2 separate regions of the Homo sapiens genome follow, and region 2 is linked to region 1. Evidence: read pairs that join two places in POLR2A ChIA-PET (ENCODE). Cell type or tissue: OCI-LY7. All regions are shown on one strand. Links, peaks and the distances in the headings refer to the core of each region. The heading gives the core; the rest is flanking DNA. Region 1 has its middle 58 kb from the start of SHLD1. Region 2 overlaps GPCPD1 (glycerophosphocholine phosphodiesterase 1).

Region 1 (2,916 bases), core at 296-2,795:
TCAGCCTCCTGAGTAGCTGGGATTACAGGCATGTGTCACTATGCCTGGCTAATTTTGTATTTTTACTAGAGACAGGGTTTCTCCATGTTGGTCAAGCTGGATTACAGGCAGGAGTCACCGTGCCCGGCCTCTCACTTTTTTTTTAATGGAGTCTTGCTCTGTCACCCAGGCTGGAGTACAGTGGTACAATCATAGCTCCCTACAGCCTCGAACTCCTGGGCTCAAGCAATCCTCCTGCCTCAGCCTCTTGAGTAGCTAGGACTACAGACACTCACTACTGTGCCTATTTTTTTTTAAATTATTATTATTTTGTAGAAATGGGGTCTTTCCTTGTTGCCCAGGCTGGTCTTGAACCCCTGGCCTCTCAAGTGTTCTTCCCTCGGCCTCCCAAAGCACTGAGATTACAAGTGTGAGCTGTGCTTGGTTCAGTCTGGGTGAGCCTACAATTGAAAATACCTCACAGGGTACCTCGAAGCTGCTACCCACCTTTCTGGCCTACTACTCCACTGGACCCCTTGTCTCCATGCACTCTTTGTGTGGGCATAGCCAACTAGCCAACATTCACCCACTGGTGGGACAACAACAGAAGTATTGCTTATCATTATTGAGGGCTGACCAGGTGCCATACTCTTTTAAAGCATAACCTAATTTAATCCTGTGGCTGGGCATGGTGGCTCATGCATGTAATCCCAGCACTTTGGGAGGCCAAGGTGGGTGGATCACCTGAGGTCAAGAGTTCGAGTGTAGCCTGGCCAACATGGTGAAACTCCATCTCTACTAAAAATACAAAACTTAGCCAGGCAGGGTGGTGGCGCGCGCCTGTAATCACAGTTACTTGGGAGGCTAAGGCAGGAAAATCGCTTGAACCCAGGAGGCAGAGGTTGCAGTGAGTGGAGATCACACCACTGCGCTCCAGCCTGGGCCACAGAGCGAGACTCTATCTCAAAAAATAAAATAAAATAAAATAAAATAAAATAAAATAAAATAAAATAAAATAAAATAATTTAATCCTTGTGACAGCACAATGAGGCAGGTCCTACCATAATTCCCATCATATAGCTGATGCTCAGAGCAGTGGAGTGACTTGCCTAAGGAGAATAAGCAGTGAGGAGTCAGAGTCAGGATTCAAACCTGTTTGTCCAACTCCAGATTCAAATCCTCTAGCCACTTCACAGAACTCTTTTGCTTGTTTTTGGGCCTCTGTGTGCATAACCATTTCCGTCTGCCTGCAACACCTGCTCTGGTCTCTGCCTGGTAAACCCTCACTCCCTTCAAATGCTGCCGGTGCTCCCCCTTCCCTTGGCCCCTTGGCCTCACTGGTTCAGTGCACACCAATCAGACTGCCAAGTGCTAGCACCTGCAACCTTTTGCCTGAGTGTTTTCTGAAACTGTTGGTGCCTGCTCTGCATACATACATCGAAGGGCTGAGTACTAGGGAATTAATGGCCCCAAAAGAGGCTCCCAACCAATATTGATGGAAGCAGATGCATAAATCCCCGTCCCTCCATCCCTCCCAGACAAAATCTACAGTTTCCCAGCATCCCCGAGAAGGATAAAGCTCCAGCTGCCTACAATGGTAACTTGCTTAATAAGTTTGGTGTTTTTTTTTTTTTTTTTTTGTAAACAAGGTCTGGCCCTGTCACCCAGGCTGGAGTGCAGTGGCGTGATCCCGGCTCACCACAGTCTTGACTTCCCAGGCTCAAGCAATCCTCCTACTTCAGCCTCCCAAGTAGCTGGGACTACAGGCATGCACCACCGCTCCCAGCTAATTTTTGTGTTTTTTGTACAGACGGGGTTTTGTCATGTTGCCCAGGCTGGTCTCTAATTCCTGAGCTCAAGTTATCAGTCCCCCTTGGCCTCCCAAAGTTCTGGTTCTGGGATGACAGGTGTGAGCCACCATGCCCAGCCTGATTCACTTTTTTTTTTTTTTTTTTTGAGATGGGGGTCTTGCTCTTGTCGCCCAGTCTGGAGTGCAATGGCACAATCTTGGCTCACTGCAACCTCTGCCTTTCCGGGTTCAGGCCATTCTCCCGACTCAGCCTCCGGAGTAGCTGGGATTACAGGCGCCCGCCACCATGCCCGGCTAATTTTTGTATTTTTAGTAGAGATGAGGTTTTGCCGTGTTGGCCAGGCTGGTCTCAAACTCCTGACCTCATGATCTGCCCACCTCAGCCTCCCAAAGTGCTGGGATTACGGGCATGAGCCACCGCACACACTTTTACTGACTTCTTTCCTTTTTTCTGTCTCACTCTGTCACTCCCTTACTGTTGATTCCTGGGAACATCACCCAAAACCATTGCTTGCACTGGAATCTCATCTCAGGCTCCACCTCTAGAGGACCCAAAGCATGCCTTCTCTGAGAAGCCTTCTTCACTTTCCCTAGCAGAGCTGGCTATTCCCTCTTCTGCCCATGGCCTGGGACACACTCCATGAAGGTCGTATTCACATTGGCTTGCAGTAGTTAGTTGACATGTCAGGGTGTAGGTTTCCTATTGCTGCTATAGCATTACTACAAATGGAGTGGCTTAAAGCAATTTCATTTATTGTCTCACAGTTCTGTAGGTCAGAGCCCCACTCTCAAAAACTCTGGCTCAACTGAGTCATCTGCTCAGGGCCCCAGAAAGCCTCACTCAAGGTGGTGACAGGGCTGGGTTCCCTACTGCAAGCTCTGGGGATGGATCCCCTTCAGGTGTTGGTCAAATTTAGTTCCTTGTGGTCGTAGGGCTGGCGTCCCACCTTCCTTGCTGGTTGTGAGCTGAGGGCCAGTCTTTGCTCCAAGAAGCTTCCTGCATTATTTCTCATGCTTTCCATGTGGCCCCTTCACAGGTCAAGTCTTTCTCACACTTAAAAACCTCCCTGACTTTTCTTTCTGCCACATCTGTCTGACTCCAGCTGGAGAAAATTCTGTTTTAGGGG
Region 2 (2,916 bases), core at 263-2,762, 130 kb after region 1:
GTGCATGATACTCGGCTAATTTTTGTATTTTTAGTAGAGATGGGATTTCGCCATGTTGTCCAGGCTGGTCTTGAACTCATGACCGCAAGTGCTCTGCCCGCCTTGGCCTCCCAAAGTGTTGGGATTACAGGTGTGAGCCACCATGCCCGGCCTCGTTTGTTTTCTTTATACTTTCAGTGTTTTCTAAAATTCCAAAAAGGAATATTACAGTTACCCCCCATTGAAAGGTATTTTTAAAATTGTTTCTTTTCAGGGTTCGGCAAAAGCAGAACAAATATCCGATACTATTTTTAACTCAAGGAAAATCTGAGATTTATCCTGAACTCATGGACCTCAGATCTCGGACAACCCCCATTGCAATGAGCTTTGCACAGTTTGAAAATCTACTGGTAAGTTATGTTTGAATTTTTATCTTTTTAATGTTCTGTTTTCTATTTTGGAGTAGTAGTAAAGATTTCATATTACTTTACCCATCTAATGTTAACGTTTTGACTAAACTGTAGCAAACAAGTGGCTCTACTTAAAAACGAGGATATTAGATCTCAGGATGAAAAACAATTACATTAAGTACAAAATTTGTTATAGGCATACGTTAAATTTTTTAGTTTAACTTTCTGAATAGATTTTATGAATAATCTAAAAATGTTCAGACTGTATGCCTTTTAAAAATATTATTCCCATTTTACAGATGAACGTGAACTTGTTTTGGTAGAGCATTCCATTAGTACATTTTTTGACTGCACATTCAATATGTATGCTTATACATTATGTATATATTAATATATTGTGAATATATTTATGTATGAAGTGTCCATTAAAAAGAATAAGTTAAAGTAATTGGAAGAAAAAAATCTACCATTTTCTTTTCCCGCCTGCTGTACTTTGGAGAGCACTGATTTAGAGTGTGAGCATTTAGCTTTGCAGTTAATGTTTCTTTTTCATGCACAACTAATTTTTCTTCTTCTAGGGGATAAATGTACATACTGAAGACTTGCTCAGAAACCCATCCTATATTCAAGAGGCAAAAGCTAAGGGACTAGTCATATTCTGCTGGGGTGATGATACCAATGATCCTGAAAACAGAAGGAAATTGAAGGAACTTGGAGTTAATGGTCTAATTTATGATAGGTATTTGTTTTTCATGAAAAATTTTCATGGAATTTAGAAGTATAGATTTCATCTTACGAAATTATAAATAAAATTAAACTTAGTTAAGTTAAAATTCTGCAGTTCAGCCTGAGGTTATCTTGACATTTGCCTGTGGGTGTTTTCAAAGTTTGAAGGATAGCAGAATCACTTGGGAAGCTTGTTAAGGATTCAAATGACTGGGCCTTAACTCAGATATATATACTAAATCACCCTGGGGGTGAGGGTGACTGCCAGCCCTTAGACCTCTTCTCTGTCTATACCAACTTTTTCATTCCTCTTGTCCAATTCTGTGGCTTTTCATAACTTTCTGTGTTCTCACACTTACGTATCTCCAACTCAGACCCTTCCCTAGACCTCTGTAGACTTTTATTTCCAGGTACTGACACCTGTTCCTCTTACAGTCTTCCTGATTTCAGTATAAGTGACAATTCAGACCATATTCTTAGTCTTCCATGACTCTGTTCTTTATCTCATACCCCAAATCCAGTCAGATAGAAAATCTTTTTGTTCTGTCTTCAAAATATATCCTGAATCAGACTACTCACCAAGTTAACTGTTGTCACTCAAGTAAAGCAGCTCATCTTTGGTGTGGATTGTTGAGGTAGCCTGCCCCCTGGTGACTGCCTCTACCCTTAACGGTCAGGCTGTTTATTCTTAGTACAGTAGTGAGAGGGAAGCTTTTAAGACCTATGTCTGATCATGTTGCTACTTAAAACTCTCCCACAGTTTTCTGTGTCACCTAAAGGAAAAGCTGAAGCCTGAGGGCCCTATATGAGCCAATCTGCCACCCCACCACCTTCAACCCTCTTTCCCTCTCTGACCTTCCACAAAATTCCCCCATCTGCTGTTTCCCATTCTTTGGAGAAAGACTTCCGTAACAATTTAAATGTCACCTCAGTGAGGACTTTCTTGAATAACTGATTTCAAATAACAACTTCTATTCACAGTGCACTCCCTGACTTGTCTCCATATCATTTATCATCATCTGACACACCACATATTCTGTGTTACATTTTACTTGTTTTTCTCCCTAGCCCCTTTCCTCCATCCTCCTGGGCACTAATGCACACATGCAAATGAGAATATAGGCTCCATGAGGAGGGCAAGGCTGTTTGCCTGATTTGTTCATTGCTATTGAGGTTAGAACAATGTGGGGCATCCAGTAGGGAGTCAAATAATTTATTGAACAAATATTTTTTTTTCCATCAGCTTCTTTGGCAGCCACTAATCTGAGAGTCAAAAAGGTTTCTTTAGTATAAAGATATTTGGGGTTAGAAGGGATGTCATTTACTCTGCTGAGGGATTAGCAGACTTGCTCATACAGGTGTACCTCAGCGATAGTGAAGGCTGGGATCCAGACCACCACAGCAAAGCAAGTCCTAAATCTTTTGGTTCCGAGTGCATATAAATGTTATGTTTAGGCCGGGCGCAGTGGCTCACGCCTGTAATCCCAGCACCTTGGGAGGCTGAGGCGGGCAGATCATGAGATCAGGAGTTTGAGACCAGCCTGACCAACATGGTGAAACCCTGTCTCTACTAAAAATACAAAAATTAGCCGGGTGTGGTGGCACATGCCTGTAATCCTAGCTGCTCGGGGCTGAGGCAGGAGAATCACTTGAACCCAGGAGGCAGAGGTTGCAGTGAGCCGAGATCGCGCCACTGCACTCCAGTCTGGGTGACAGAGTGAGACTCTGTCTAAAAAAAAAGTTATGTTTATACTACATTGTAGTTTACCAAGTGTACAGTAGCGTTGTGTCTGAGAAAACA

Evidence for each region. ChIA-PET counts read pairs that join two places held together with the same protein. Peaks named below come from ENCODE experiments on the same cell type or tissue, not always from the same donor. Only the 100,000 strongest peaks of a DNase experiment are listed, where the experiment ranks them.
Region 2: POLR2A ChIA-PET joins it to region 1 with 6 read pairs; 3 of 35 experiments call an interaction of 5 or more read pairs at or near these places.

What each region holds. Positions count from the first base shown.
Region 1 is chr20:5,690,489-5,693,404 of GRCh38, reverse strand. No RefSeq gene overlaps it. Among named protein-coding and RNA genes, the nearest start is that of SHLD1, 58 kb to the left of the region's middle. In OCI-LY7, for the core only: no CTCF peak of the experiment used is centred there; a DNase peak (open chromatin) is centred at 1,284; H3K4me3 peaks cover 999 bases; H3K27ac peaks cover 2,500 bases.
Region 2 is chr20:5,556,157-5,559,072 of GRCh38, reverse strand. GPCPD1 (glycerophosphocholine phosphodiesterase 1) reads left to right here. Exons shown (of 20, transcript NM_019593.5): 18 at 254-389; 19 at 968-1,128. Among named protein-coding and RNA genes, the nearest start is that of LINC01729, 48 kb to the right of the region's middle. In OCI-LY7, for the core only: CTCF peaks have their summits at 1,566 and 1,772 (motif pointing left); a DNase peak (open chromatin) is centred at 1,752.